Regions from separate parts of the Mus musculus genome. Here region 1 is linked to region 2. A link is a loop called in an ENCODE intact Hi-C map of the cell type or tissue named here. Cell type or tissue: left cerebral cortex. All regions are shown on one strand. Each heading gives the region's core, and the rest is flanking DNA. Links, peaks and the distances in the headings are about the cores only. Region 1 overlaps Zrsr2 (zinc finger (CCCH type), RNA binding motif and serine/arginine rich 2). Region 2 overlaps Ctps2 (cytidine 5'-triphosphate synthase 2).

The links. A loop is a pair of places that touch in the nucleus more often than their neighbours do. Peaks named below come from ENCODE experiments on the same cell type or tissue, not always from the same donor. Only the 100,000 strongest peaks of a DNase experiment are listed, where the experiment ranks them.
Region 1: it touches region 2 in a loop (2.1-fold over the local background); 4 of 42 quality-filtered maps call a loop at or near these places.

Annotation. Positions count from the first base shown.
Region 1 is chrX:163,929,579-163,946,161 of GRCm38, forward strand. Zrsr2 (zinc finger (CCCH type), RNA binding motif and serine/arginine rich 2) reads right to left here. Exons shown (of 11, transcript NM_009453.3): 8 at 13,522-13,735; 9 at 10,541-10,596; 10 at 9,728-9,837; 11 at 5,865-7,387. The coding sequence ends at 6,711. It overlaps Ap1s2 (adaptor-related protein complex 1, sigma 2 subunit), which reads left to right. Exons shown (of 6, transcript NM_001290379.1): 5 at 1,785-1,793; 6 at 2,555-4,088. The coding sequence ends at 2,602. Among named protein-coding and RNA genes, the nearest start is that of Zrsr2, 21 kb to the right of the region's middle. In left cerebral cortex, for the core only: no CTCF peak of the experiment used is centred there; a DNase peak (open chromatin) is centred at 9,202; H3K27ac peaks cover 295 bases.
Region 2 is chrX:162,907,005-162,923,587 of GRCm38, forward strand. Ctps2 (cytidine 5'-triphosphate synthase 2) reads left to right here. Exons shown (of 19, transcript NM_001168568.1): 3 at 3,005-3,175; 4 at 6,204-6,304; 5 at 14,195-14,311; 6 at 14,446-14,529; 7 at 15,386-15,466. It also overlaps the pseudogene Gm19107. Among named protein-coding and RNA genes, the nearest start is that of Ctps2, 14 kb to the left of the region's middle. In left cerebral cortex, for the core only: a CTCF peak has its summit at 8,860 (motif pointing right); DNase peaks (open chromatin) are centred at 6,880, 7,277 and 8,877.

The sequences.
Region 1 (16,583 bases), core at 4,552-12,551, 1.0 Mb after region 2:
CATCCTTTTTGATAAAATAACATTTTATATTTTCATCTCTCCAGGTAATTTTTTTAAGTTGTGATTTTTAAAAAATAACAATTTCTGAGCCTACAATAGTACTAAGTATATTCACATTGTTGTACAACAGATCCCCAGAACTTTTTCAGCTTGCAGAACTGAAATTACATAACTCACCAGCCAACTACTTCCCATTTCTCTCTTACTGAAGGCAGGCCCTGGTAACAACCATTCTATTTTAATTGTTTCCCTAAATAATTTTGAGCTACAATTTCAGTGTCAACTTGCAAAAATTACATTTTGTATTACAAACACTTTGTAAAAACATTGAACTTGTCCAGTCTTAAAGGAATATAATGTGTAAATTAAACCAGACCTTTAGAAAGGACATATATTATTAAATAATGCATGTTCAAAAAGCAACATGATTCTCTCCAGAGCACAGGCAGTGAGCACCTTGGAGAAATGTGATGAGCTTTAGGGAATAGTTATAGGGCATTTTTATCTAGAGATGCTGAGCATATGAACTGTATAAAATGCAGTGTAATGATGCTTTAACAAAGTCAGGGTTCCATGAAGTTTTCCTTTGAGTTGGTATTAGGTGGAAGCACTTTTAAATTCACATGTCCTTTGACTCAGGACAATGACTATTTTCTTTTCCACCTCTTTTGATAAAATATTTTACATTTTCATTTTTCCAGGTAATGTTTTAAATTGTAAGAAAAAAAAACATAGAATTCACCATTTTAACCATTACTCAGCCCACAGTATGAAATAGTTAAGTGGTTCAGATGTCACTCTCAGTATATTTAATGGTTATAAAAGCCAAACATTTTAAGCAGGGGAGATGGGACTCTATTGCTACTGTTGTTAGACTGTCTTTAAAAAAAAAAAAAAAAACCTATCATGAAAACATCTAGACAAAAACAGAGAATCCCAAAGAAAGGATTCATACACACATCATTCAACAACAGCAGTTATCAACCTCACATGCGCCTCAGGCACAAAGTGCTACTTCACCTTTAGTGCTCCAGTATTAAAGTGTTCCTAACAGCTAAGAAGCACACCACACAAAATGAACAAGAACTACTTTTGTCTTGTGATTGGCTCCATTTTCCTAATTGTCAGGGGAATGAATGACTTCTTACAGTTAAATTAGGTTCCAAAGACATTTTATATCAGATGGTTCATAGGCCTTCAGTCCCTCAATTTTTAGCAAGCCTGTTTTTCCCCCTAGTCTTTGCCATTAAAAACCAAACACCTTTTAATACCAGTTTGCCACATTCCTATTTAGGTGATTATATTCTTGTGGCAGTGTTTACCTTTCTCTTTTATCCTCCAACTTTCTTAGATCTGTAACCTGATTACACTGAAGTTAAAATTGGGGCGGCAAGTGTACTTCATAGATTATACTACCTCTTTGAAAAGTGTCCTTTCCCACTTAAGCTGATTTTCACCCATATTTCATTACTAGATAAGCATATTAACAGGCATTCTAAGAACATTTTTTGGCTATGGTATTTAATACTAAATGCTAAACCCTTCATTTAGATTTCAGCTAATATTTGTTGAAGCACTTTCTTTAAATCAGGCATTGAGCCTTAAACTCATTCTCAACACATGGAGGTAAGTACTACTACTTTTGTTTTCCAAATATGGAAACAACAGAGTTTAAGTCATTTAAGATGACACTGTATAGATTCCTACCATTCAACCTAACATTCTAAAGATTCCTGATGTAATTTAATTTTTCTTTTCCTTGTTTTGTGCTGTCTCATAATTAGGATGCAAAAGTAAGTTTATTATTGGTTAACAAAATCTTACATTATTTTCATCTATTAAAGTTGCTAGTAATAGCCAAACGTCTGGCCTATATGGTCCTTTTTTATTTTTGTAGTGTATAAAATTGGTCAGTTTGGAAATTTTTTAAATATCTCTTTTAGATTTGGCTGATTTGTCTTTAATATTTAAAAACAAATATTCATTCTTACATCAAGACAAAAAAAGCTTTTGTTCCATGGTGTTTTTTCTGTATGTCACCTCCACCAGTGCCAGTGGTTGCCCAGGGGAGGTCTGGGAAGGTAACTTTTCTAAAGCACTGTAGTGGACAGTTAAGGAAAAATGACACAAGCAGACATTTCTCTCGATAACATGTGACAAAAGTGAACATTGAAAGTTTGTTCAAACACACTAAAAACCTGAGAGGAGGGAGCTTTTCATTTGGAAGACATTTTGAATTTTAATATTTTAGATAATATTTTTCTGTATGTATTTTTATACATTGTTGCTAGTTAGTTTACAATGGGCTTGATTGCTGTTTGTGTTATAGCGATACCCAACACATTAGTCAATAATAGGTATTTAGTAAGTGCTAAAAACATTCTTCTGACATTTTAGACACAAATCTGAAAACTACTGGCTGTCAGCAGATTATTCCTGTGATCCTGAATTGCCTTCTTTAATCTCTATAATGAACGTGCCCTTCATGTGAGCTTTTTATATTCTCAAGACTCTCTGTATCTGCTTACCAGAGTCTCACATTTTCCCTCCACAGGAAGCTGAAACCCCACGTAGTGTTCTTGAAGAAATTGGACTGACATAACTGTCCTCCCTTGCTGATGACTTCTTGTGGCATTTCACACTGTAGATGGTCACTGCCTCTCATGTCCATGTTAGCTAATGGTGTAAGATGATGTCTTGTCAGTATTACTGTTTTGCTAAGCTGCTTCATTCAGGCCTACCCAATTTTTTTTAAAGGGAACTTTGGTTAATCAAATGATAAATTAAGGGACATAAATATGAATTAGGAAGATACAGACATTTTAAAGTATAAAGGCCAGTCTCATAATTATGTGCTTATATAAAATATGTCTATATCCATGTATTATCCAACAGTTTGGCAAAATACATTTACTATTGTACTTAAAAAAGGAAACTTAAATTATGTGAAACCAAAGACTAGAGTAACATTTCAGTACACATAAAAAATAAAAGGAATTGACACATCACACAGATCAAATTAATGCAAGTTTATTGAAAATGTCAGCGACCAAATTGATACCAAATACCCATATTGGATACAATATACTTTAAATCAAAGGGAATTTAGATGCTTTTAGAGGACTAACTTAGAATGATGCTGTTTTGCACTAAAATTCATTAAGTATTCTGAATGAATGGAACAAGGAACAAAGACTTTCCTAATCTTGAGCACATAATTTTTAAGGCCAAGTAACATTTGACTCCCTGAGGTGAAGTTTTGGTGGTCATAATCGTGTTTTCAATGCCCCAAAATAAAATAGCACGGTTAATTACCAGGTATTCTTCCTAACAGTATGTTGCTCTCTTCACGAAGTATTACATAAAGTCATTATCTAAAGCATGAATGTTCCTTCCGGGGTGCTTGTTAAAGCCAAATTTATTTTGCTTCCCTATTGCTTCCTTCCAGTTAGAAGTGCTATAGACTTGACAGCAGCTCCCTATTCTTTCCTGTCACTGTCTAGTCGTTGGAAGTCTTATGACAGCTTAAAAGATACCTTTCATATAGCAAAGTGAGAGTTGACTGAGCAAAGTGGCATTGGTTGGCCCTATATTTTTTGAAGCTGTATAAATGCGCGGCATCACTTTTATACATCCTGACACATACCTGAACACATCTCCCTGATTTCTATGTTCCCTTGTAATATGCTAGGCTGGAGTAAGCTTTGCTGTGATTGTGAACAACTTTCAAGCCACCGGAACTGTCTTATCACATCACCAATTAATGTAATAAATGTTCTGCAACACTGTGGTGTGCTTTTCTCTTTCCAAAAGTTTTGTTCAACTAGGGAGATCTTCTAAAGGAAGGGTACTCTTTTCTTCCCATACAATATTGACAATTCCTCTCCATCTGACACCCCAGCCCTGCAGCGAAATGTGATGGCGCTTGCACGCACGCACGCACGCACGCACGCACACACGCACAAAAATAGCAGAAGGATCAAGGAATGTTCATGTATTTCAACTCAGTAAAAAAAAATCACATAGATTCTATGCTACTTACTTACAACACATTTTCAATTAATAAATGCCGCTTTTAAGCCATGATGCAGTTGACTTTTATACGCTTTCTGATTTAGCAACTCGATTATTCCAGATAGTCAAGTGATAGCCAAATGGCAAATCCTCATCTCCTACATATGAGAAAGTTGCTAGTTCATGCAACAGAAACAGATTAATATTTGCTGAGTGTGTTGCCTCATGTAAGCAGCAAATCGAAACTTCTAGTTACAGTAAGAGTATGGTTATGGGGCCTTTCTGCTGCTGCAAATAGGAACTATTGCATTCTAAACCGGAGACATTTAAGATCAAGGGAAGGATTCTCATCAAATTTGAAAGAGGCATTTGTAGGTCTAAAGTGCCTTTGTTTTTTTTTTTAATATTTTTTATTATTACGTATTTTCCTCAATTACATTTAGAATGCTATCCCAAAAGCCCCCCATAGCCACCCACCCCAACTCCCCTACCCACCCACTCCCCCTTTTTGGCCCTGGCGTTCCCCTGTACCGGGGCATATACAGTTTGCGTGTCCAGTGGGCCTCTCTTGTAAATGCAGCTGTTCACTATCAAGCCTGTTGCTTTCTGTCAGTGATGCAGATTTGAGTCATAAGCAGTAATCGGGTTTATCACAGACATGCGCAGGCACCCATTCCTTATGGAAAAGGTAAGTTCAAAGTTCCTATCAGGGTAATGACCCAATCAGATTTTCTAAACGTCCCTTGCACTGTATACAGGCCCATTAACATTTAAGGGCAAGTCCTAACTTGCTTGCTTGTCTTGCGCTCAAGAAGATGGGTTTTATTTCCTTTCCCACCCTGATCTAAGAATTCTCAGCGTTAGGACTGGGTATGTAACTCAGTGGGAGCAGCCTTGCCTACCATGTTTGAAGCTTCAGCACCACACATACAAAATTATCTTGACATAATCTTAGCTGCAGTTTGAACAGTATTTTAAAAATACCAAACGTACTTAAAGCCATACAGTATTAATAAACCCAATAAATCTAGAAACCTACCATTTTGGGGATGAAGCAGGCATTTAGAATTGGAACAAGTTGGATTTTGTTAAACTTTGAGCACTTTGTACCTGTTTTGGTTGTTTTTTTTTTCCTCTTTTTAAAAAGGAGGCAGGGTCGCCTCCCAAGTGCAGGGAGTATTGGCATAAGCTACTGCACATGACTTGTATGCATCTTTACTGAATTCCCAAATGTCAGATTGCTAAGTGCCATGTGACAGTGAGCTTGGAGGCCCAAAGCCTGACAATGAACGTCTGCGAAGAAAGCGTCTCAGGAAAGCTGGGATAATGGCCACGAGCCGAGCCGGTAGCGACCACATTCACTGATGATCACTCTTGTGCTGGTTACATACACAAGGACTGGGTTTAACACTGGATGTACTCAACACTGACAACTCTAATTTCCTGGGAAATGACAAAATCCTTTACCTCTTTATAAAAAACTTTCACAACACACTATTCAAGATATACCCTGGCAGCCCCCAGGGGAAGGAGGAACTCTAAGAGATGGGGAAAGAGAAGTATGGAAATGGTACTTCAAAATTTTGAAATGGGATGTTTTAGAGAAAAAAAAATCTACTTTTACATATAGAAAAATAAAATAGAATATTTTAAAAGAAATGGCCAGAAAGTAGAAAAAATTAGTGATAATAAAAACCTTCACTTCAATACCTAAACCCTGCCAAAGTAGCAAAGCTGAAAATTCTAATTCTGTGCTGTGAGTGCTAAAAGGTTAGAGTGATGCTTGGAGTCTTCCTGGGAGGAAACCTGGATTACCTTTCTTGATATAGTTTACTCTAAGAAATAAGAGGGCCACCTTTAAAATCCAACAATAGGAATGTTGTCAAGTCTATTGGCAGATATACTCTATGTAGTGAGTAAAAATAAGAATTATGGGACTTGAGCATCAGATTGATGAAATGAGACAATTGAGTGAAAACCATCAAAGCAATATGGCCTTTGAATTAAAAAATAAAGTGTGTAGGGCTGCAAAGATGGCTCAGTGGTTAAGTGTACTTTTAGAGGATCTGGGTTCAATTCTCAGGACCCACATGACAGTTCACAATCATCTATAATTCTGCTCCAGGCGGATCTGGCATACTCTTTGGCCTCCACGGACACTGGGCTCCCAAATGTTGCACATAGATACATGCAGGCAAAACACCCATATACATTAAGCAGAAATAAAGGGTGTGGACCCCTAACAAGAAAAAAGGCGGGCTGAGAAGATGGCTCCGTGAGTAAAGGTCCTTGGTGTAAAAGCTTCACCTCGGTTCAATTCCTGGATCACATTGTATAAATGACCCCTAAAAGTTGTCCTCTGAACACACATATGCACACACATACACAGAGAGACAGAGAGGAAGAGGAAGAGGAAGAGGGAGGAAGGGAAAGAGGAGGAAAGGAGAGATGGAGGGAGGGGGAGAGGTGCACAGGCAGAAAACAGGAAAAAATAGTAAAGCATCACTCCAGCATTAACTGATGCTCTCGAGGTTATTATTACAAGTAATTTCATGTGTGTGTGTGTGTGTGTGTGTGTGTGTGTGTGTATAATTTCTCAAAAAGTATGATTTACATGATAGCATTAGCTAGCATCATCTATCTATACAGGTGAGTAGCTGCTATAAAAAGACAGACATATTTAAAAACAACCAAGTTTATTTAGATTTGGGACTCTGGGTGGTTTTGTCTCTACTACCTGACCTCCTGCCACGACTTCTGGACCTTGACGAGCTACTACTCCGGCTCCGGCTTTGACTCCAACTCCTGCTCTGGTTCCTGCCCCTGCCCCTGCCCCTGCCCCTGCCCCTGCCGCTGCCCCGGCCCCTGCTCCTGCTCCGGCCCCTGCTCCTGCTCCGGCTCCGGCTCCTGCTCCGGCCCCGGCCCCGGCTTCGGCTACGGGTCCGACTGCGGCTGCGGCTGCGGCTGCGACTGCGACTCCTGCTGCGGTGGCTCCTCCTGCTCTGGCTCCAGGGGCCCGGACTGTGGTCCTTTCTTCTTCTACTGGGTGAACTGCGCCTCTCACGACTCTTCATTCCATATCTGTGAGATTTCTTCACCCTGTGTCTGCTACTGCTCTTCCTGTCAGACTCGCCATTTCTCTTGTAGAAGTCGGGACTCGGGCTCCTCCTCCTCCTCCTTGACCTGCCATAGTATTCATCATAGTGACTGGCCCTTTCCCTCCTCTCTGAATTCTTACCGAAGGAGGAGCTAGTCCAATCTGGAGACGGGTAGAGGTCTCTATTAGCGTCCCTATATTCATTGTTGGGATTTCTGAACACGTGAAGAAAGTTGCAGTGCTTTCCTCTTGGACACTGCTGGACTTCAAATAAGCCTGTAAGGGCAAGTGAGAGGCAGCAATTACCACTGTATTACTGCGACTCGCTCTGTTTCTCAAGTCTGAGGATGGATTGTTTTCATACACTGCTCTGAAGGTCTAACATAGGAGGGGGAATCCTTCAACGTTCTTTACAAAATAAGAATAACATAATAAATACCCAGGCATGGTGACACAGTAGTGTTCAGCCAGGGCTACATAGTGAGTTTAAGGCCAGTCTGGGAATACAGGAGGTCCTATCTCTAAGACACACACACACACACACACACACACACAAAGAAAACAAAATAAAGGCACTTTTGTGGCTGAAAGTATTTTCAGATGACCTTGGAGATCAGGTACTGGTATAGAGAATCTATCAAGAACTATAGCTGAATAATAAAATGATGTAGCTGATTAGAAGTTGGTAACTATCTAAATAGAGATCTCTCTAAAGAAGATATACCAGAATAATGAGACAAAAAAGTTAGTTATTAGTTACTGAGAAAAATACTAAAGCTGTTTATATTTTGTTGCTGGTTTTAACGAAACAAAACTCCTGGTTTGAGGTTTGAGTTTTACTCAAGTATATCACTGGAATCACCCTGCATTTCTAGAACTCTAGAAACTTGCAAAATTAAACTTCCTATAAAAAAAATATACTACCATCCTGTTTATATACCCAACCCTTAATCTTTTATCTTTTTTTTTTTTTTTTTTTTTTTTGGTTTTTCAAGACAGGATTTCTCTGTATAGCCCTGGCTGTCCTGGAACTCACTCTGTAGACCAGGCTGGCCTCGAACTCAGAAATCCATCTGCCTCTGCCTCCCAAGTGCTGGGATTAAAGGCATGGGCCACCACCGCCCAGCTTCCAACCCTTAATCTTAGGGTGTAATAGTGGTTTTCATTTTCCTAGCAAGGAATTCGAAAATTCCATATATATATATATATACACACACACACATATATATATATACACACACACATATATATACACACACACACATATATATACACACACAAATATACACACACATATATACACATATATATACACATATATATATGTATGTATTCCTATATATAATAGAGAGAGAGAGATTGATTTTTCAAGACAAGGTTTCTCTGTGTAGCCCTGGGTGTCGTGGAACCCCCTGTGTAGAGAGCAGGCTGGCCTCACACTCACCGAGAACCACCTGTGTCTGCCTCCAGGGTGCTGGGATTAAAGATGTGCACCATCACTGCCCAGGATTTTTTATTTAGTTTTGAAACTTTTAAGGTTTATTTTATGTATGTGAGTGTTTTGACTGTGTTTACATATGTGCATCATATACATGCCTGGTGCCCATGGAGATCAAAAGAAGATATCAGATCCCCATCTCTCTAGCCCCTCCTTTTTAAAATTGATCAATAAATTAGTTTATTTATTTCAAGAATAGGTCTCACTATATAGTCCAAGCTGGCTTTGAACTCACAATCCTGTCTTGGCCTCCCTAGACAAGTTTTGGAATGTAAGGTGGTACCATCCATGCCCACCATAAATGTTTCTTAAATGACAGCATCCATTAAGAGAAGGCTGTTCAAGATTTAGACTTGCTTGATAAATTACATATTTTTTACGCCAGTTTTAAGCACCTGGGAAGGAAGAGCAGAAAAACCCAGAGAGAAGGGAGAAGAATACCCGTGAGGTATTAGAGCTTTGTGTCTCTTCATCTGGGGAACTTGCAGACTGATCTGGCTCGGCACTCTCTTAGCAATCAGAAAATGATGAGAGCTTCACAGCAGCTGGCTACTGTGCAGTGCTGAATCATTCCTGGTTTGGCAGCCGCGCTCAGATGAGTCAGTGTAACTGAGAGCACCCAGTGTACAACTAAACTGATCCACACCTACTTCAAGTAATGTGGGAAATGTTAGCCATGGGTAATGATTGTGCTGGTCATGACGGAAGAGTGCTTAGGGACTGAGCCTGAAACAAACAGCTCAAGTGAGGAAAGCCAATGAATAGAAAACACCTTTGAAAGTGCAGCGTGGTTTAGTGTGGGTATCTTTAGTTTAGATGCTGCTGCAGTGTCACACACAGAACCCAGAACTGAGGATCTGAAGACTGAAAATCAACTTGCAATTCTGTCACCAATATAGTGTGACCTCAGGCATTTATTTCATCCACAGAGTGAAGCACAGACCTGTTAAAGATCTAAACCATATCTACACTATGGTGTCCTTTATGGAACTACTCATCTGTAGTATGAGACAAAAGTGGTGCTTCATCCCTCTAAAATACTGCTTTCTTCCTATGAAGATCCCTTTTGTATAGTGCAGCTAGCTGTGGGGGAAGGGTACCACTACATTGGCTTTTACCACAAATTGCCATTTTCCACCGGGTCACTGGGCAGAATTCACACTGGAGCTGTCGTCCTGCATACCATCGTCCATTAAAAACAGAAAAGGCTGCTTGACAGTCTTCTTCCCTTGGAGGCAAAAATCAAGGGTGTGCTTTATAGTAACTCTCACAACATAGCAAACCTACTCTAAATTAGCCCCTTGTCCGCTTACTGTAGGACTTCAGCTCTTGTATTGCCTAGGTAGTCCTCAGAGCATTCAGATTCCCACAGCCTAGTTTATTCAGAGACCTTTCTCATTGACTTCCGAAAAGTTTTGTCACATGGAAATTGGCTAGTTAAAGCTTCTTAATCTGCAAGATTTGACAATTACATGTGCAAAAGTGTTTCCCCTTGCTAGAACCCATGCTGTCTCTGCTGTCCTTACTACTATGGCTAATTGAAGCCATTAGCCATGGCACTGCTTAGAGAAATGGCAATACATGCAGGAATGACTCAGTAACTACATTGCTATCTGGTCAAGTGCACCCTATTGGGAGCTTTAACCCTTTGTACCTTAGATTGGTATTTTCTACTCTATTCCAATTAGCCTTTATTCAGTTTGTATTTTTATGAAGATTATACTGTATGAAAGAATCAAAACTTCAGAAGTATAAAAAGAATGAAATAAAAGAGTATTATTTTCACATCTTGACTGTTTATGAGCTCTTCATATTGACATTTTGAAAAGTATCATGCATAGGAAAGCTACATATTCAGTGACAGACATCAAAGAAACAATGCCATAGCTATGATGAAACATGGACGATGTGTGTATGTCCCCAATACTTACGACTGGTACTGAACATACACATTGCCCCTCAGATGAGGTTCCAGGTTGCAGCTGACCTAAGGAACAAAGAAGAATTCTGTCACACACACACACACACACACACACACACACACATACACACAAAGTATTCAAAAGCAGCAAATGATCACATGCATCCTGTCCAGGCAAATAGTCCCTCAGAGTCCAAGACAGGCGAACACTTTCCTATCAAGTCAAGGCCAATCTAAGCACCTAACAACATTACAGACCTCAAATGCCTGGTCTCTGGTGATCCTTGTTTGTGGGTTTTAAACCCTATTAAGTATAAAATGTTTCATAACATGTACATAAAATGTACAAAAAAACAGAATACAGGGGTTGGAGAGATGACTCATCAGTTAAGAGCACTTGCTATGTGTGTGTGTACGGATATGTTTCTGTTTGGAATACAGATTATATATATGCATACTTTTACAGACACATGTATACATATAGGCATACATATATTCTAAAAAATATATCATACACATAAATATATAGTAACCAAAATGATATATAAAAGTTTTATGTACATGTGTGTGTGTCTGTGTCTGTGTCTGTGTGTGTGTGTGTGTGTGTGTACTGATTGATTCAGGTTGGATATATAACCAACACATGTAGTCTCCTGTGGACTATGAGTTGACAAAAATGTGGCCAAACACAAAAATCACAAACTTAATTAAAACATTATGATTTTTCTTCTAATTTGTTTTTGCTTCTGTCAGTTCAATTGTGGTTCTCAGGCATGAACTCTGTAGATCACATTGTGTCACAATGTCAAAAGTTTGGATACACTTGCTGGTATTGCTTTGTACTTTTAAAATTCTGTACAAAGAGCCTGTCTCAGAAAACGTTTCCGAATTTTAAAGGTCCAAAGTAATACCAGCGAGTGTGTCCAGATGTTTTTCCAATTTGTCTTTATTAACAACAACAACAACAACAAAAAAACCCCAAAAAACAAAACCTCAATTTAAACTCAATTGTAGTTGTCCTAAAACTCACTATGTAGGTCTTGAACTCACAGATCCACCTCTTCCTTCTAAGTGCTGGGATTAAAGGAGAGTGCCACCATGCCTGGCTCTATAATTTCTATATAGATGGTATTCTTTATTCTTTGTCAAGTAATACAAGCTTAATGCCTCAACTACTATAAAGTACACTAATCAAATCATATTTATATGTCTGCTCATAATTATCTACAGTGCTTGCACTCTCCCATTCACAAAGCCATCTCTGTAGATGTAAGGCCTTCTCTGGTGGGTTTCCACTTCACTCTGCTGTACATGAACGCTCTCACGAGTAGCTTTACTAGTACATATTTTCTACTTGATCTTGATATTAATAGAATTTACATCATGTAGCTGTGAATAATACCTCATTTTCATATAAGTAGGGATAAATAATTGATCACTGCTTTCAAAAATTACAAATTTGATTTGTCTAAAATGACATAAATAGCCCTTAAATATCCCTACTGGTGTTTAGCTTTTATCTTAGAAATGAAGCTATCCCATCTTACTTCAGGGTGTTGTTATTAGAACATCCTAAGGGGGACAGGATCCTACTCAATTTGTAATGCCATCTTTAGACAGTAGACTAAAGGGCCTCAGCTGTTCGTGTCACCCATGCCTTAGGGACCTTAAAAATCAGTTAATCCAGTCAGGATTGGTGGTGCATATCTAAAATCCCAGTAATAAGGAGGCTAAGGCAGAAGGATTACTATGGGCCCAGGCCAGCCTGAGCTGCAGAGTGAGCCCCGTCTCAAAAGAAAAAGTGCTACAGCACTTTTGCCCAGTGTGTACAAGGCCCTACATTCAATCCTTGGAACCACCATGTGGGTCCTGAAGATTAAATTTAGCTTTGTCAAACTCGGTGGCAAGTGCCTTTACTCACTGAGTCATCATGCCAGCCCAAGAGGAAGACCAATTTTTACTTCTTGTACATTTAAACTTTGTTTATCTACTACTTACTTATTTCTTTATTTGGGGTTTTTTGAGGCAGGATTTCTCTGTATATAGCCTTACTGAACTCACTCTGAGGACCAGGCTGGCCTCAAAACTCAGAGACCTCCCTGTCTTCCTCCTAAGTGCTGGGATCAAAGGTGTGTGTCACCACCACCTTTAAAATTTAAATGTTATTAAAAACAAAAAGCCTTTTCCGCTCCCCATTTAATTGCCCTTTTCTAGTTTCTCCTTTATCTTTTTATAATACTACGTTCTATTTCCCCTTCTTTGGAAACCAAATATTAAAGACTATATTTTAAATTTGAAAAGCAGATTGTAATCTCAGATTTCTTAAATATCCATAGCACTTGATTAGTCCAACTGTATACTTTCATTTCCGACAGCAAGAAAAAAGACCTATGGCTTTATTCCTACTTTCTCCAAAATAAGGGGTACTTCCCTTGTCGTTATATCACAAAGTCACTCAGGTTCAGATATGATCAATTCACAGACAAAGTAAGAGGCCTACATGTTGGGATTCACCCACTGAGTCCCTGGAATAGCAGAAGCCAAATCTCACCCTCCTCAGTGAGTGAAACTCAACGTCGGTACATGTAACAGGGTTCTGGGTGAGGCGCTGCATGTCCATTAGAGACAGCAGCTAAGTGAAGGCTTGGATGGCTATGTACACCAGGCCTGACAGTGAGTTCAACTTCTGGAAAGAGCTGTAGCACAAAGGCACTGAACAAGAGAGCCCTTTCCAACCCAGGCCCTAGCATTCAGAAAACATGCCAACACATGCTTATGATTTCCGAGTGTATCTACATGGCACTGTCCAGGGTAGAGGAGTGGAAAGGAAGACAATGTTTACCAAGTTTACCATGCTCAGCCTCAGGCCAGGCATATTTGGAACAAGCCCTAGCTCTGCCCCTATATGCCCTGTATGCCCTGTATGCCCTGTATGCCCTGTATGCCCCTGTATTTCAGGAGATGTCAGGTCCCATTCCAGTCTGTGCTCACCTTAAACTGAATCACTTTTCCCACACTCTTGAATTCAGGCAGGACATCATAATAGAAGTCTAGGAACTGTTGGTAGATCTCTTCTTCACTGAATTCTAGGCTTGAGTCAGGGTCATAGTCATCCCTCCGACACTGCTCCATTCCAAATGTTGTAAACATGCCCTTAATCAGCAAGGTGGGACTTGATGTGGGGAAGTTGTGTTTACGTGAACACCTGCAGAAGAAAGAAAAGTGAACTCATGTGTCCAAGAACAAAATCACACATTAAAAGCTTACCATTAAGTTCAAGAGCAAGACTCAAGTAACATGACTGTTTAGCCTTAACTACACAGTAATGAACATTGCTGAGAGGCTCAGTTACAGCATTCAAGAAAAATGTTGTAAAACTGGCTGATTTCTCACTGAAATACAAGATTAGGAATGAATTCCAAGGTCATATGCCATTCAAGAGCCTTTGAATACATTCATAGAGATTTCTCTATGTTGAACTATTGGGAAAAGGAAGGCCCAGTCATGTGACAGATTGCAGTGACAAGAATAAGATGCTGTATGTAGAAATATATTTTGCTTCTACAATCTTCAACTGATTCTCATGCCTATGAAATTCAGTAATCTGAACCAGTGAGATAACTCAGTGGGTTAAAGCACGTGCTGCATAAGCCTAATGATCTGGATTTGATCCCTAGATCTCCATATCCCCCCTCCTACACATGCGCACACACATATACACATACACACACACACAAGCACACACACACACACACACACACTACTCTCTCTCCTACACATATACAATGATAATTAATTTTTTAAAGCTGGGCACAGTAGTGGACACTTAATCCCAGCACCTAGGAGGCAGAGGCAAAACTATGAGTTCCAGGCCAGTGTTTTAAGGTGAGAGAATATCTCAAAAACAGATAGATAGATAGATAGATAGATAGATAGATAGATAGATAGATAGATAGACAGATAGATGATTGATAGACAGAATAGATGGTTGATAGACAGATAGAATTTTAAAGTTCTAATTTTAAAAGAGACAATATGATAATTTAAAATTTTCCAGTTACTCAAGTATCATCATTTTATCTATATATAGCATTTTAAAGTTTCATGTATTTTTAAATATTTTTCTCCACTCTGATCCTTAACAACCTAGTGAGGCTGATGGTACTTTACTTTTTCACTTTGCAAAGTGTGATGGCTAGTACTTATTGTCAACTTGACAGACTCTAGAATCATCAGAGAAAGGAGTCTTAATAAAGGATTGTCTAGGCTAAGGTTATCGTCTGAGAATGTCTGTGAGGGACTGACTGCCTTGGTACTTTAATTGATGTGGGGAAAGCCATCTTAATTATGAGTGGGACTATTCCCTGGGCAGGGGACCCTGGAGAGGTCAAATAGCATAGGCATGCATGCATTAAATCACCACCCTTGACTAGCTGCAATAAGTCCCTCCTACCTTGGCTTCCCCACAATGATGACTGTAAGCCTGGAGCTATGAGCCAAGAAACCTCTTTCTCCATTAAATTCCTGGATATTTTACCACAGCAACCAGAAAAGAATGCAATACAGAAAGGCAGCTGAAACCTAAAGCAGCACACCTTCCCAAGTCATGTGGTTGAGAAGAGCAGGACCTCTGGCACGTGGTCGATTAGAGAGTATAATAAATATAAGTTAATTTCTATTCACTTAAGGTAACTAATAACTGTGAAGAACAATTTTTTTTCATAGTTTAAAATGGAACAAGGTTAAGCTAACTATGCTATTCTAGAGTAACTTTAAAAAAAAAAAACATAGGAGTTCATTTACTCCTTTCTCTTGAAGCAAGCAGTAGAAGGGATAATACAGTTCAAAGACCGAAATAAAATTTTCCTGGTTGGGGTGCTAATTAGATATCAGTAAGACAAACTTAAGGGAAAGAAAAACTTAGGAAGGAAGTTTAAAAGTAGGGAATAGTGAAGAGGAAAAAAGGGTACAATGGCCCTGGCCGGACAATGGCTATCCTGGTCTATATAGTGAGGTCTAGACCACCCAAGACAAAGCAACAACAAAGTCGTAATTAAGGTATCTCTGTGGCCTAGCACCTAACTACTGCTGCTCTCAACCTTAGTTAAAGAAACTTCTTTCTGTAGTGGACTGTGGTTAATAACTGACCAAAGTGCTAAGAATAAGTGGCTATTGAATGCTCACCTCTAAACTGCTCCAAAGCCCAGGGAACATCACAGAAGGAGATGAAAAACATAAGTGCTAGTGGAAGGAATTGAATATTGTGAAACACTGTTTCCTAGACACAACATGGCCATTGCATTCACGAACTCAAAGCAACTATGGTTACCTTTGCAAGATGTGGTGGTTCGAATAAGAATGGACCCCATAAGCTCATATATTTCAATGTCTAGTCCGTAGTTGGTAGGCTGTTGAGGGAAGGGTTAGGAAGGTATGGCCTAATAAGTGAAGGTGTGTCACTGGGGATGGCCTTTGAGGTTTCAAAAGCCCCTCCCTGTAGCCTCTGGATCAGTGCTCAGCTACTGTTCCATCATCACGTCAGTCTGCTTCCCACCATGACGATAATGGACTAAACACGTTTAAACTGTAAGCCAGGCCCAATTAAATGCTTTCTTTTATAAGAGTTGCCTTGGTTTCTTCACGGCAATAGAAAAAGTGACTTAAGACATAAGCCCTGCATACAATCAAGCCCGTCAACATCCTAACATGGAGAGGGGAAAGGTACTCAAAAGGCCTTGTCCCTGGCAGTCAAACTGCTAGATAGGGGACTTTAGGGATGTCACCACTAGTAAATTGCCAAAAATCTAGTGAATAAGCTCACACTTGTGCACACAGAAGCAACACTCATTAAACTCAGTGGGTTATTTAAAAAGAAAAGACATTCAAAGAGGACGGACGTACTGGAAAGAAGGGATCCAGAGGGATAAGAGAGTAATGGAGGTAAATATGATCAAAATACATTACAGACATGTATGAAACTATCAAAGAATTTTTTAAAAACTACAACCAAAAAGTTTAACAAAAGCAAGCATCCAAAGAAATGCGTAGGTTAA
Region 2 (16,583 bases), core at 5,460-13,459:
GTTTCTTTTTAAAAAATTTTTCTTAAGATTTATTTATTATTATACATAAGTACAGTGTAGCTGTATTCAGACACACCAGAAGAGGGCATCAGATCTCATTATGGGTTGTTTTATGGGTGGTTGTGAGCCACCATGTGGTTTTTGGGATTTGAACTCAGGACCTTTGGAAGAGCAGTCAGTGCTCCTACCCAGTGAGCCATCTCGCCAGCCCATAGTTTCTGTTTCTTAAATATTATTAGCTTGAGAATAAAACAAGCAAAAGAGTATCTTGTTAGAATTTAATTTTGTTTGTAAAGGACTTATTAGGCTGTGGTAGCTTGCATTTTTTGGAGGTGATTGACAGGTATAGCCAACAAACCTGAATTAGTAATACAAAAGGATAGAAAGGGCACAGATGGGAACATCCCAAAGTTCTTAGGTTCGCTTGTGTGTAAATAAATTGCGGAAAAGTTTGGTCGCGGTGGTTTGAATTTTGAATACAACTGCTGAAATGGATTGGTGAAGCCTACACACTAGCTTAGCTGCAATTAATTATGGATGAAAGAACAGGTCATTTTAGATTCTTCCTCAGTACTTGGATGCATGTGCAAATCTATTGCCACTTGGACTGGACTGCTCTCTCTCTCTCTCTCTCTCTCTCTCTCTCTCTCTCTCTCTCTCTCTCTCTCTCGGTTTAACTTCTAGGTTCAGAGGCGTGAGGTTGAGGCCTTGACCTATCTTTTGGGTTTTATGTACACAACCACACACAGTCAGTCAAACAGCACCATGTGGGGGTGGGGGGTGGGGGGTGGGGCAGGGGTCACAAAGACTGCTGGTGGTAGTTAAACCTGACTTTCAGGCAAACTAAGGGAGCTATGAGGTCTGAATACAAACTCAGGACAGGAAAGGGCAAAGCAGCCAGGGTCCCGGTGGCTTTCCTCACTGGCAAAACCAAACATGTATTCTTACTTCAACAGTCTCCTCAGTACTTGCATGTCACCGCACCTAGTAAAACAGGTCAGGACCACTGCTTGTTCTGTCTTTTTTTCCCCAGGGCTTGCAGGTGTTGGAGTCTTTTGCCCCTTTTCTTTCACTGGGGGCACAGGCAGTTTGAAAACGATTTCATTATCTTTATTGTCACTGATTTCTGTCACCTGTGATTTTCATCTCTCCAAAAACGTTGGTGTACAAACTGCTGTGGGACCCTGGGTGTCCACAGACTTCTTCTTCTTAGACCTCTTACGGTTCCTACCAATGTTTCTACAAATCCCTCTTTCCATCATCTCCTTTTTCCTGGGTACACCTGGAAGCTTTTCTCTTAGGGTAGGTAAAGCCTGGTTAACCTTAGAATCCTCAGGAGTGTTAAGAATGTTGTTTGAAATCCAGCCCCCCTCCCCTTTAGGATCAGGTAAGACCAACGAAGGGAGAATATAATCCATTCTCTTCTTAGCTAGTCTCTTCTGGAGCATGGAGTAACTTTTCCTCCTCCTCTTCTTCCTCCTCCTCCCCTTCCCCCCTCCTCTTACTTTTTTTTTTCCTGTTTTTTGAGACAGGGTTTCTCTGTATAGCCCTGGCTATCCTGGAACTCACTTTGTCGACCAGGCTGGCCTCGAATTCAGAAATCTGCCTGCCTCTGCTTCCCAAGTGCTGGGATTCCGCCACCACTGCCCGGCCTTTACTTCTTTGTAAACCGATATTCAGTCTTCAACATTTGCAAATGTCCTTGAGTTTCTGATTATAGCATTTCACTGCCTGAAATGGTGATTGATGAAACTGAACATTCCACTCTTTAAAAAGTTCTTTATGGTGGCATAACTTTACACAATGTAAGTCTTTCACCAAAAATGTAGTTATCCATTGTTTCTGCACCTGTCTTGGCAATGTCCTCAGACTCAAACTCCACAAAGGCATAGATAGCCCCTGCTGTTTCCAGTCCATTTACTTCTTCTGGACTGTCTGAATCTGCTAATAGCACCAAACTAGGCAAAGTAGTCATAGATATGGCTTGCAGAAAGTGTTGAAAGTAGTTGGCCCAGAACATTTACTCCGGGGTTGAGGTTTTCTTCCTTTGTGTGTGTGTGTGTGTGTGTGTGTGTGTGTGTGTGTGTGTGTGTGTGTGTACACCATTGGACTTGTTTAGATCCTTCAGAAAATGTGAGTCTTCCAGCAGTTTCAGCACCAGACTTGGCTTCTTTGGGCCTGCTAACAAGGCCATGCTGGAGAACCCTGTATAAGTCCCTTCACACAGAGCTTCTGAAAGTCATAGCTTGTATTTTTTAAATATTACAAAAAAAACTTTACATATATGTTTGTAGGTATGTGCTTGTGTGAGTGTGGGTGTCTCTGGAGTCCAGAAGGGGGCATCGGATGCCCTGGAGCTGAAGTTACAGGTAGTTTGGAACCTCTTGATATTGTTGCTGGGAGCCAAAATTGGGTCCCCTGTAAGAGTATGCACTTAAAAATTTAATATATATATATATAGTCACTGTGTTGCTGTCTTCAGACACACCAGAAGAGAGCATCGGGTCCCATTACAGAACCATGTGTTTGCTAGGAATTGAACTCAGGACTTCTGGAAGTGGCCTTAACTGCCTAGCCATCTCTCCAGCTCTAGATTGTGTTTTTGTTTGAGAAGTTTATCCTATTTCATGCTGTGGAGTAAAATCCCATGCATCTTGACATTGGACTTTGGCCACTTTGAGCAGTCTTGTTTTGTTTGAAACTTTCCGGGTATTTTATTTCTTTCGCAGTGCTAGGGCTTGATCCTAGGATGTCACGAAAGCTGGGCAAGCATTTTACCACTGAGCTACATCCCAAGCCTTGCTTTTCTCTTTTTAAAACAAGGGCTCTAAAAGTTGTCCAGGCTGGCATTGAACTCTCTCTGTAGCTCAGGAAGGCCTTGAACTTGCAGTCTTTCTGCCTCAGCTTCACAAGGGCTGGGATTACAGGTCTGAGTTACCTTGTCTGGCTGGAAACTAATCTGTTGGGAGTAAGTTTTAATTTCTACACTGCCTTTTGATTGTAGGTGAAGTATTTGTTTTAAATGATGGTGGAGAAGTTGATTTGGACCTTGGAAACTATGAAAGATTCTTGGACATTAATCTCTATAAAGACAACAACATCACCACTGGGAAGATATATCAGCATGTGATCAACAAAGAGAGGCGCGGTGATTACCTGGGGAAAACTGTTCAAGGTATTTACTCCGCAACATTATGGGCCCTGTGTGCTAAGCTTTCCTCAGACACTCCAGAAGAGGGCATCGGATCCCATTACAGATGACTGTGAGCCACCATGTGGTTGCTGGGAATTGAGCTCAGGACCTCTGGAAGAGCAGCCAGTGCTCTTAACCACTGAGCCATCTCTCCAGTCCCTCTGCTTTCTTTTCTAAAGATCGCCTTCCCTCCAATATTCCTGAATATATTTTCATCTGTTTTGTTATTGGATAATCTTTTTAAATTTTAATTTTCTTTCTTTGGAAATGATCTCATGTATTCCAGGATAGTATTTGACTTGCTATGTAGTCAAGGATGACCTTGAATGTAACAATCCTCCAGCCTATATCTTTTTAAGTGCTGGGATCATAGACATTTACCACCACACCAGTTTATGTAGTGTTATGGGTCAAACTGAGTGCTTCATGCAGGCTAGGCAAGAACTCTACTAACTGACCTATATATCCCAAGGTCCTGATGTTATTTATTGATTTTTTTTTGTTGGTTTTGAGACAGTCTCGCTGTGTTGCTCTGGCTCACCTGGAACTTGCTATGTAGATCAGGCTGGCCTTGAATCCACAGAGACCCACCTGCCTCTGTGATTTAGTCCCTGACCAAAGCACCTTATAGAAGGGCTTATTTGTGCTGATGGTTTCATAGGGTGAGAGTCCATTCCTGTCTCATGGGGTAGACATGGCTGCTGAGAGAAGCAAGCTAGAGCTCACATCTTGAACAAGTAAGAAGCACAGAGAGCAGAGCAGGAATGGTGTGAGGCTTTTAAACGTTCAAAGCCCACCTCCAGTGGCACGCTTCCTCCAACAAGGCCCTACTTCTTAGGTGCCACCAATTAGAGACTATGTATTCAAATGCCCAAGACTATAGGGGCATTCCATTCAAGTCAGCATACTCTATTTTCCTGAGTGCTAGGATTCAAGGTGTGCGCTACCATGCCTGGCCTTTATTTATGTATTTATTTATTTATTGTTTGTTTGTTTGTTTTTCAATTTTTTAAAAAGATTTTTTTTCTTAAAGATTTTTTAAAAATTTATTATATGTAAGTACATTGTAGCTGTCTTCAGGTACCCCAGAAGAGGGTGTCATATCTCATTATGGGTGGTTGTGAGCCACCATGTCGTTGCTGGGAATTGAACTCAGAACGTTCGGAAGAGCAGTCAGTGCTCTTAACCACTGAACCATCTCTCCAGCCCTGTTTTTTTGATTTTTTAAGACAGTGTTTTTCTGTGTAGCCTTGGTTTTCATAAAACAGCTCACTCTATAGAACAGACTGGCCTTGGACTTGAGATCTGCATGCCTCTATCTCCAAGTGCTGGGATTAATGAAACACATGCATGCATTGCCACCATCACAGACAATGTCTCATACAGTAGTCTGGACTGGCCTGAAATTTCCTTTGGAGCCCATGGTGGCATTAATCCCATGGCAGTCATTTTCCCTCAAGATCCTGGGTGCTAGCTTATACCTGGGCTTGTTATTATTTTATTACATTTATCCCTATTTTGCATGTATATGTATGTGTGTATCTTTGTGGATGCTTGCATGCCATAGTGTGTATATGGAAGTCAGAGGATAACTGCAGGAGTTGGTTCTCTTTTTCCATCATGTAGGGTCTGGGAATTGAACTCTGGTCCTCAGGCTTGTTGGCAATCATCCTTACCCACTGAGCCATCTTACCAGTAATTATTATTGTTTTAAACTATTAAGTTCATGAATTGCATGACCACTTGTAATATCAACATTTGAGAGGTGGAAACAGGAAGGTGTTCCATGTCATCGTCACCTACAGAGCAGGTTTTACACCAGCCTGAGCTATATGAACCCTTGCCTCAAAAATGAAAACCAATAGGGGCTGGAGAGATTGCTCATGGGTTGAGAACACTTGCTCTTGGAGAAAACCATAATTTGGTTCTCAGCACCCATATGGGTGGCTAATTGCGTATATTTTCAGTTCCAGGGGACCCAGGGATCCAGTGTCCTCTTCTATCTTCCAAAGGCAAAAGGCATCATGTGATACACATACATACATGATGTCAAAACAAACATCCACATCTAAGTTAATTTTAAAAAGAAAAATCAATTAAATTTATGATATTCTTGGCTGGGCATGGTGGTACAGAAAGATGCAGACTAATTACCACAAGTTCAAGTATAGCCTGGTCTCCATAGCGAGTTTCAGGCTATGCAGGACTACACAGGGAGACCGACTCTGTTTCAAAAAGAAAAAAAAAAAACAACCCACCAAGATATTTTGTTTTATGGTAATTATAGAAGCCATAGAAGACTAAAACAATATCCAGCTGGATTTTGAAGTCTCCATGCTGGAGCACTGGTGAGAGGGTGGGCTTCATCTACACCCTTGGAGTGGACCTCTCCACAGACTGTTGTTTTTCCCAGTACTTAGGCTCCAGCCCTGTACAGCTGCTGGCCATCTTCTGCCATGGATGCTAGCATCTGCCTTACCCAGAAGCCTCCCTTGCCCAGTGCTCAAATGACACTATAGGTAGTTTCTAGGAGTTTTTTTTTTTTTTTAAGATTTTTTGTGTGTATATTATACACATGTATGCCACATGTGTGTGAGTGCCCTTGGAAGCCAGAAGAGGTTGCTGGAGTCCCTGGAGCTAGAGTAACGGGCAATTGAGAGCCTTAAGATGTAGGTGCTAGGAATTGAACTCAGATTCTCTGGGAAAGTAGGAAGTACTAATTGCTGAGCCATCTCTCCAGTCTGATGTTTTCTCATCCTCACCAAAGATAGTACTCCTGATTTCTGTTTCTTGTTCTCTATATCTGGCCTGCTTCAAGAGCAAAGGCCTGTGGAGATGACTAGTCTTGGATTCCTCAGTCCATACTGGTTCCAGAGATGGCAACAATGGCATAAGAGCTCCAGCTGGTCTGATTTGCTTGGTGGCTTTCACATTATTTGGGAGGTCTAAATGCTTCGTTTCTCATGAACATGAAGTAACCTGCTGTGTTGTTTATTCCTTCTTTCTGCAGTTGTCCCCCATATTACTGATGCTATCCAGGAGTGGGTTATGAATCAAGCCAAGGTGTCTGTGGATGGCAATAAGGAAGATCCCCAGATATGTGTTATTGAGGCAAGCATGGGACTTTTCTTCATAAGCTACTGTTCTTCTGGGTCCCTAAGTATCCAGTCATCATTCACTCTCCCCTCCTGGGTGTTGTAAACTAGGCTGGGAAGTGGGGTTCCAGCAGGGAACAGCAAAGATGATCACAAGTCAGTTATTAAACACGTTCTCCTGAGGTGAGTATGCCTGATAGGTGTGTGCTGGCAGTTGAGTAATGAACTCACTGTTGGGGCTGGAGCCAGAAATGGACAGTTTCTGTGTCTGAGGCGTCTATAGACTCACTGTTTATACTAATGGAGTATATTATTTATTTGTCAACAGGGTTTTATGAGCCCAGGCTGGCCTTTAGTTTGATATATAGTCAATAAAGACTTTGAACTCCTGATCCTTCTGCCAGGTGCTAGCATTACAGAGATGTGTCACTGCACCTGGCTTACGCCGTGGTGGGGATTGAGTCCAGGGCTTCATGTGTGCCAGGCGTGTATGCTACCAAATGAGCTACATCCAGATCCCAGAGCATATTTTCCTTGTATTGGAGAAATATGTGCAAAGTGCTGTGGAAAGTGGAGATTGGGCTGGGAAAGGCAGATGGTGGAGGTGGGAGGTGCTAGCTGCCATTTCAAGAAAGCAGCATTGGACTTGCTCCCTGTTGACTGCTTTCACCTTTCTTTCATTCCTTTATGTCTGAATAATGTAGTGTGTTATGCAAACTGTCTTCTACCTAGGTACTTCTTCCTTCCTGGTTTATACCAAGGAAGTGCTTCCTCTTAAAAATAAAAATGTGTGTGTGTGTATATATGTGTGTGTCTGTCTGTGTTCATGTGTATGTTTGTGCATGCGTCTGTGTGTCTGTGTCCCCGTGCTCATGTGGAGGTCAGAGGACAACCATGAGTGTTGTTCCTCCACTTCCACTCTCACCGTGTTTGAGAGAGGGTCTCTCTTGCTCTCTGCTCTGTATGCCTGGCTAGCTGGCCTGTGAGCTTCTGGTGGTCCTGTCTTTACATCCCATGTCTTGTTAGTGTCATGTTACAGTTCTAGACACGTGTGCTACTGTGTCTGATTTTCATGTGGGCTCTCGGGATCTGAACTCAGGTTGTGAAGGCTTGCACAGCAAGTAGTCATCACTGAGTCATTTCCTTAGCTCCAGGGCCCCCCTTAAAAAAGACATATACCCCTGGCCCCAAACTCCTCTATGTAGCCAAATTTCTGAAGTCCCTGCCTCTCCCTTCCAAGTGCTGGGATCGCAGGCATTCATCACCATATCCAGTCTTATGTGGTACTAGGGACTGATCTCAGGACTTCAGTTTCTACTGCTGAGCTGCATTCTTCGTCTTTAGGTTTTTGCTTACTACTACTATTTTTCTTTTGTGATTCAGTGAGTTTATTGGTTCTGCTTAGAAATCACAGGTGAGATAAAAAGAAGGCTGGTGTGGTGGCACACACCTTTAATCCCAGCACTCAGGAGGCAGAGGCTGGTAGATCTCTGTAAGTTGGTGGCCAACCTGGTCTATGTGGAGAGTTTCAGGCTAGCCCTCTTTTGGTATGCAAGTGTACATACAGATTAAGTACTCATATACATAAAGTAAATAATTAAATCTTTTTTTTTTTTAAGAAAAGGCTAGATAACATCAAAGCGGCATCTTTCCCATTTCCTATAAATTCTCACCTAGTTATGGAAGATAATGTCATGAAAACCGCATCATGGAGTCCTCTCTTGCAGTTAAGCTTCCACCCCCCCCCCCCAGTCTGTACAAAACCGTATCTAGTATCAAACACTAATGTATACGTCTTAACCATAGATACCTATTGTCTTAGTTAGGGTTTTCCTGCTGTGAACAGACACCATGACCAAGGCAAGTCTTATAAAGGACAGCATTTAGTTGGGGCTGGCTTACAGGTTCAGAGGTTCAGTTCATTATCATCAAGGCAGGAGCATAGCAGCGTCCAGGCAGGCACTGTGCAGGAGGAGCTGAGAGTTCTACATCTTCATCTCAAGGCTGCTAGCAGAATACTCACTCCCAGGCAGCTAGAACAAGGGTATTAAAGCCCACACCCACAGTGACACACCTACTTCAACAATGCTACACCTCCTAATAGTGCCACTCCCTGGGCTGAGCATATAGGAACCATCACACCTATGATCAAGGTCTTTTTTTTTTTTTTTTTTAAATTTGGGTTTGATTTTTTTTTTTGAGGCAGTTTCATACTGTTGTTCAGACTAGCCTGGGATTCATTTATTATGTAGCCCAGGCTTGCCTATAATTTACAGCAGCCCTCATGCCTCAGCTCCCCAAGTGCTAGAATTACAGTAGGATGCCATCACTTCGGATTGTATACTACTTTAACTTATAAGTTGGGTATAATAAAAGGTTGAGAATAACAAGAAACTAGAACAATTGTAACAGCACATTATAGTGTAAGTTATTTAAAACGTATGCATTATCTACTTTCGAATTGTAAATTTAATAAACACAAACTTGCGGTAAGATGGGACCATCTTCGTGACCTAGAGGCAGAGTAAAAGGGAACTTCAAGTGGATGGGAGGATGCAGTGCCACAATAGACCACATGAGGGCAGGAATGGATAACATTTAAAGTCACGGTCACCTCCCCTCCTCCAGTGACAGCTATAAGATCCCCAATTGAAAAAGCACAAGAGGAAGCTGGGTTTGGGAGTTTATTATCCAACACTCCAGAGGTAGGGAAAAAGGTTGAACCTAGCCTTGGCTACCTATCAAGCTTTAGTCCAGTCTGAGCTACAGAGTTATGCTGTCACACCCCCCAAACTCACAAACAAAAAGACAAGACAGAAGAGGGCTAGGGATATATAGCTCAGTAGTAGAGCACTTGCTTAGCTTAGCATATGTGAGACCCTGGATTATGAATCCAGCACCACAAAAACACAAAGGACAAAATCCTTGAACATGTTTCCATAAGGTTTGATTTAAGTACAGACTTTTTTTTTTCCAGACAGGACATGCTATGTAGCCTTGGCTGACCTGGAACTCATGGCCTTGAACTCATGGAACTCCACCTGCCTCACTTGCCTCTATCTTGAGCACTGAGATTAAAGGTGATAGCCACCATGCCTGGTCAGTCTTTTAAATTTTACTTATTTTTGTGTGTGTTTGCTGTATGTGTGCATGTATATTTGAATACCCATGGAAGCCAGGGGCCTACATTGGATATCTTTCTCAATTGCTCACTACCGTATTGTTTGAGACAGATTCTCAAAGAACGTGCAGTTTATTGATTTGGTTAGACTGGCTGGCCAGCAAGCTCCAGGGATCTGCTTGTCTCCACCCCACACCTTCTCATCTGAATGCTGGGGTTACAGACATATACTGCTGTGCACAGCTTTATACCCAAGGCCTCATGCTTCCCTGGCAATCACATTAGTGACTGAACCACTGACCCTGTTTGTATTTATTAGGACAGTGTTTCTGCCTGTATTTCAAGCTAACCTTGGATTTAGTATGTAATCCAGGTTGGCTTGAATTTACAGCAAATTTCCAGCCTCCTAAACACTACTGAGATTACAGATGTGTCTCACCAAGCCTCCTTCCTCCTCTTCCTGCTGTTGATGCTGATGCTGTTTCTCCTCTTCCCCCTTCTCCTCCTCCCTCCCTTCCTCCCTCCATCTCTCCTTCCTTCCTTCCTTCCTTTCCTTTTATTTTTAAAGGCAGGATCTTGGTTCAAGCCTGGCCTCAAACTGCTTCTACCTCAGGCTGTTTATCTTTCAGAGTTGTTTTTGTTTCATTATTATTTTTTTAATTTTGCTATCTTATAGTTAGTGAGAAATTATACCCCGCTACGTTTTTGATTCCGTATGATTTCTTTTGTTAGTTTGAATTCTCATGTAGCCCAGGCTGTCCTTACACTTGCTATGTAGCTGAGATGACCTTGAACTATTGAGCTATCTGTCTTCTCCCAAGTGCTGGGGATTCCAGGTGTGAGGCTTTGTTTTTTATAGAAGTTCAAGGTCATCTTTGACTATATTGTAAGTTCCAGGTCAACCTGGGCTATATAAGACCCCGCTTAAAAAAAAAATCCTGAGCTTTTTATGAGTAGTTTTCTACAATGTAGCCCTGACTGGCTTTTGCCTCTGCCTTTTTGTTTTGTTTTGTTTTGTTTTGTTTTGTTTTGTTTGAGACAGGGTTTCTCTGTGTGGCCCTGGTTGTCCTGGAACTCACTTTGTAGACCAGGCTAGCCTCGAACTTAGAAATTCGCCTGCCTCTGCCTCCCAAGTGCTGGGATTAAAGGCGTGCACCACCATGCCCGGCTTTGCCTCTGCCTTTTGAGTGATGGCATTACAGGTGTGTTTCATTAATCTTGGCTAGTGTGTTTCTAGTTCTTCCCAACATATTGCCTGTAGTATTGATCCTGTAGTAGATGCTCAAATGCTGGCAAAGTCATTTTAAAATCTGTGGGATTGCCTTTGTGTTTTTAATCTGGTTTTTAACTTTGAGTTAGGTAAAGGCGAATGTCTATCAATCTCAAAGTGAAGTGCTTTAAGTAACCTTACTGGAGACATGTTGTTGATATTGAGTGATTATACCATCAGGAACATTCATTCCAGTACTAAAGCATTAGAAATGTTTTAGTAATAATAATCAGCATGTTTCAATATTAGGAGGCTATTTAAATACGTGTAAGTATGTTATGTGTTTGCATTTGTATGTGGAGAGGCGGATGGAAAGAGAATTTGAAAATGCTCATTTTTTGTCTATCAATCCAACTACCGAAGCAGAAACAAGTGGCCATCAATTTTTCTTATCACAGGATTTGAGTATTTTGTTCTAACTAGAACTATTGGTAGAAATGGTCTTACCTTTCTCTTCTGTGGTCTATGTTTTGGATAATTTTTTTCTTGCATTCATTTTACTTATTGTGACCTTTCTATTTTATGTTTACTTATTGTGTATGTGTGTGTGTATATATATATGTATGTATGTATGTGTGTGCATACATGTCTCACATTGTGTATGCCAAGGCATGCCTATATAAGTCAGAGGAAACGTTGTGGGAGTCAGTTCTTGTAGGTCCTAGGGATTGAACATGGGTCATCAGGATTGGTGGCAAGTGCCTTTACCCACTGAGACACCTTGCCAGCCCTTGGAACTTTCTACTTGCTTATGAGTTCATTGTTCCTGAGTCTCTCTGTTGGGGTCCAGGAATTGCCTCACAAACTACACAAACACCAATCTCAGATAGACAGGGATAGTTTATTGAACATAAGCCTCAGGATGGGTTGGTCAGGGCCATGGGTCTGGAATCAGGAACTGTACTGGCTGGTTTTGTGTGTCAACTTTTCTTAAGCTGGAGTTATCACAGAGAAAGGAGCTTCAGTTGAGGAAATGCCTCCATGAGATCCAACTGTAAGGCATTTTCTCAATTAGTGATCAAGGGGGAAAGGCCCCTTGTGGGTACCATCTCTGGGCTGGTAGTCCTGGTTCTATAAGAGAGCAGGCTGAGCAAGCCAGGGGAAGCAAGCCAGTAAAGACTATCCCTCCATGGCCTCTGCATCAGCTCCTGCTTCCTGACCTGCTTGAGTTCCAGTCCTGACTTCCTTGGTGATGAACAGCAGTATGGAAGTGTAAGCTGAATAAACCCTTTCCTCCTCAACTTGCTTCTTGATCATGATGTTTTGAGCAGGAATAGAAACCCTGACTAAGACAGGAACTGAACCTGATCTTGGGTGAGTAAAGATCCTTCAGGGTTTTTAAGCCCCAAACTCACAAACATCTGTGCCAAGTTATTTCACCAATTAGGATTTAGGGATAGAGAATTTTCTTAGGAACATAGCTTTGTTGTACACTTATCCTGCTCCTGTTGGTTGGGGTAGTCAACTGTGGCAGGGCACTTGCCTTGCCTAAACTTGCCAACCAGGATGTCAGTTACCCACGTAGATGTCTCTTTTTGTTAGTAGGATGCCAGTTCCCAGGGAGGTCATGGGAACTTAAACTCCTACTTGACCATTACTCAAAATGGAAGTCTTATTCCAAATAGTTTCTTGGGTTGGTGCAGGTGTCTCTCTTATGTTGGGGCCCGGGGGGCAGCTTATAAAGGCAGATACCATAAAGTTTATACATAGATGCAGGAAGTGCTGTTGGCTGGTTGGCTCTGTCCAAGCTTATTGTGGGTACAATATACAAAGCAGTTCTACTGACTTCTATCATTATTGGTTTTCAAGGGCACAGAACATAACAGAATATGTAATCAATCTTGGCATTAGAAGTTTCCTAGTGGGGCTGGAGAGATGGCTCAGATGGTAAGAGCACTGACTGCTCTTCTGAAGGTCTTCAGTTCAAATCCCAGCAACCGCATGGTGGCTCACAACCATCTGCAGTGAAATCAGATGCCCTCTTCTGGGGTGTCTGAAGACAGCTACAGTGTACTTACATATAATAAATAAATAAGTCTTTTTAAAAAAGAAGTTTTCTAGTAACAGCAGAAACATATGAAAAAGTTACCTTATAGTGGCAGGCTAGCCAGGTAACAGTTACCTAGGCCTTAACATTTTCCCCAGGCCTTAACATAATATAGTCCTTAATATTTTACCTAGGTCCTAATACTCCCTCCCTTTTTTTTCTTTTGGTTTTTGGAGACAGAGTTTCTTTGTGTAGCCCTGGCTGTCCTGGAACTCTCTGTAGACCAGGCTGGCCTCAAACTCAGAAACCCACCTGCCTCTGCCTCCCGAGTGCTGGGATTAAAGGCGAAGGCCAACACTGTCTGGCTAATACTCTTCTTTTTTAATTTTTAAAATTTATTTTACTTTTTAAATGTGTGTGTGTGTGTGTGTTTCCTGTATGTATGTCTGTACCATGTCTATGTAGTGACTTCAGAAGCCAGAAGAGGGCAACCCCTGGGGCTGGTGTTACCATGCACTTGGGAACAGCCGTGTGTGCTGTGAGTTGAACCCAGGTCCTCTGGAAGGACAGCCAGTGCCTTTTATCTCTCCATCTCTTCAGCCTCTTTCTTTCCTCTTTTGAGACCGTCTCACTGTAACCCAAGGTGGCCTGGAACTCACAATGAAGTCCAGATGGCCTCAAACTCAAGGCAGTCCTGCCTCAGCTTCTTGTTGTCACCCTACTTTGGCCTTTCTTTTTCTATTTCTTTGGGGGTGGGGGGTAGGTTATATGTACTCCAGGCACTCTTGAACTTGGGATACTTCTACCTCAGTCTTCCCAGTGCTGGGATTAGAGAGTTCTCACCAGACCAGGCTGTTTTATTAATAGTTTTATTGAAGTTTAACTTAGTGTCATAAAATTTCATTCACTTTAAGTGCATAATTTAATGATTTTAAGCATTTATAGATTTCTGATCTTGTAAAAATATTAAATTTTAGTTCTTATCTTATCCTCAGTTTATTGAAATTATTTCTAATGCTGGGGATGGTGGTGCATACCTTTAATTACAGCACTCAGGGGGCAAAGGTAGGAAGATCTCTGAGTTTGAGGCCAGCCTGGTTTACAGAGCAAGGAGTTCCAGTACCGCCAGATTTACACATAGAAACCTTATCTCAAAAAAATCAAAACAAAACAAAATTATTTCTAAGCCACGTGAGGTGGCTCATGTTACATGTTCAAGGCCAGTTTGGGTTATGTAGCAATCCAGGCTACCCTGGGCTATGTGTGAAACTCACAAAGTAATTAATTACTTAATTTAGCTGCTTGTTGTGGTATATGCCTTTAATCCCAGCACTCCCGAGACAGAGGCAGTCAGATCTGTGTGACTTCAGAGACCATCCTGGTCTATATAGGGCGTTCCAGGTCAGCTAGGAAAAAATTATTTGACTTAAAAAAAAAAACAACAACAAAAACCAAGCAAATTTCATTAATTTGTGTGCTGTGGGAGATGTTTGGTCATTTGTGTCTTATTCTTGTTTTCCTCCCTTAGCTGGGAGGCACCATTGGAGACATTGAAGGAATGGCATTTGTGGAAGCATTCCGACAGTTCCAGTTTAAAGCCAAGAAAGAGAATTTCTATAATATTCATGTCAGCCTTGTGCCACAGGTGGGTTTTTTTTCCAGTACGTGGGTAGTAACTTTGATCGGTTTTCCTCTGATATGTTATGGGAGCGACATTTGAAATCCAAGAGCCATGAATTAGATGTCCACTGATACTAATGGGCACTCCTTTCTTTTTAGCCCAGTGCTACTGGAGAACAAAAAACCAAGCCCACGCAAAACAGTGTCCGTGCGCTGAGAGGGTTGGGCTTGTCTCCGGATCTGGTGAGTTAAACACAGTGGGGTAAGTTTGTCTTTAAGGGCCTCTATATCACCAGCTACATCACCCACTATCAATGGCTTATTTCCTTCTTTTGGTTTTGGTTCTGGGGATGGAGCCTAGAGCTTTGTACATACATAAGCATGGATTTTTGCTTTTGAGCTCTGCTCCTAGCACGTTAATCTTTAACTACACATCTGAGTTATTTGTCCCTCTCAAATGACAGTAAACTTTTTTTGTGTGTCTGGCAGCCAAGAAAAGATTATTTCTTTAGCCTTAATCCCAGGAATCAGGAGGCAGAGACGGGTGGGTGTCTGTGAGTTGGAGGCCAGCCAGGGCTATAGAGCTAGTTCCAGGACAGCCAGGGCTACACGGAAAAACCCTGTCTTGAGAAACCAAAACCAAAACCAAAAAAAACCCAACCAACCAAACAAGAAAGAATTTATGGACACAGTTACTCATTCACTAACGTGTAGTCTGAAGCTGTTTTGGCACAGACCTTAGCAGGACCCTCATTGCCTTACCTGGAAAGCTAAAATGTTTCCTGTGTGGCTCTCTAGTGAAAGTTTGCCAACTCCCGATCCACCTCTCCTTCTATTTAATGAAACAGCCCTTTAGAGCTTTAACTGTTCGCCGGAGACATTGTGATGGTTTGAACGATTTCTGGTAGGTTTTGATTGACACATGCTTATGCCTAGTGGTCAGACCAATTTCTCATGGTACAGAGGAATGCCCACAGTAAACAAGTGCATCCTTAGTCTAGTCTCTCGTAGGAAAATGATAATGTATAATGTCTTTCTAACAATGAATTTGATCAGGCCTGTTCCCATTTGCTAACCCATGCCTAACTGGCTTTCACAGATCGTCTGCCGTAGTTCAACCCCCATTGAGATGGCTGTGAAGGAGAAGATTTCTATGTTTTGTCACGTGAACCCTGAACAGGTTGGTGCTTGGTGCTCTTTAGATTAAAATACGCCCCCCTCTCTCTCTCTGTGTGTGTGTGTGTGTCTGAGAGGGCTTCTGCCGTGAATGTGCGGAGGTCAGAGGACAACTTTGTGGATAGAATCCATTCTCTCCTAGCTTTCTGTTGGTTCTAGAGATCAAAATCAGGTTGTGAGGATATGTGACAAGTGCTTTTACTCACTAAGCCACAGGGTCTCAGGTAGTCCAGGTTGACCTTGAATTCCTGATTCTTCTACATCCCATGTGCCACCGCTTGCAGCTCAGGGTGAGCTTTTTAGCACAATGAAACTTGTTGAGAAGAGAGCTCTGTGCTACCTCTGGCATTTTTTTTTCTTGTCCTGTGTTTTGCTGGAACACATACTGCTTTCATTCATTTCTCTTTTGTTACAGCTTAACACACCTTAAACCACACAAGCATGCTGGCATTCAAGCTATATTTTCTGATGGTATAAGTGGCCCAGCTGCTTTCATCGCTCCAGAAATTACCATAATGTAGGCTCCCGTTCTCTGTCCTGCAGGACTTCCAACCCTGGGTATTCTGACATTTACAGTTCTCTTTTCTTTCTAGCTCTTGTTCCCAAAAAGTCTAGGGTATGTATGTGAGGGCTGCAGCTGGCTCCAGTTTAGAGAGTGCTGTGACAGGATCTCAGGACCAGGGTGAGGCTTGCTAGAAACTCTTCATGTGAGCTCTGAGTTCTCTACAGTCTCACAGCTGCTTAATGGGGTATCTGTGCTTGGGTAATGGGCTGATAGAGAGCCCCCTGCTTCAGGCTTCTAAGCTTGAATTGTTTGAAAAGAAGGGATGTCTTGCCCTCTCCCCCTCTCTCTCTCTCTCTCTCTCCTTCCCTCCCTCCTACTCTTCCTCCCTCCTTCCTTTCTTCCCTTCTTCCCTCCTTCCCTCCCTCCCTCCCTCTCTCACTCTCTGTTCTCAGCCACTGTGTCTTGGCCCAGTGCTTTGCATGTGAATTAAGCAAATCCAGCCTTGTTTCCAGACTGGGAACTAAAGCATTTTACATTGGCTTGCTGAGAGCTCAGAGAAGGGAGATAGAATTCCAGCTGAGGCCACTGTAGAGCCTAAGGCCTGTACCAGCGCTCC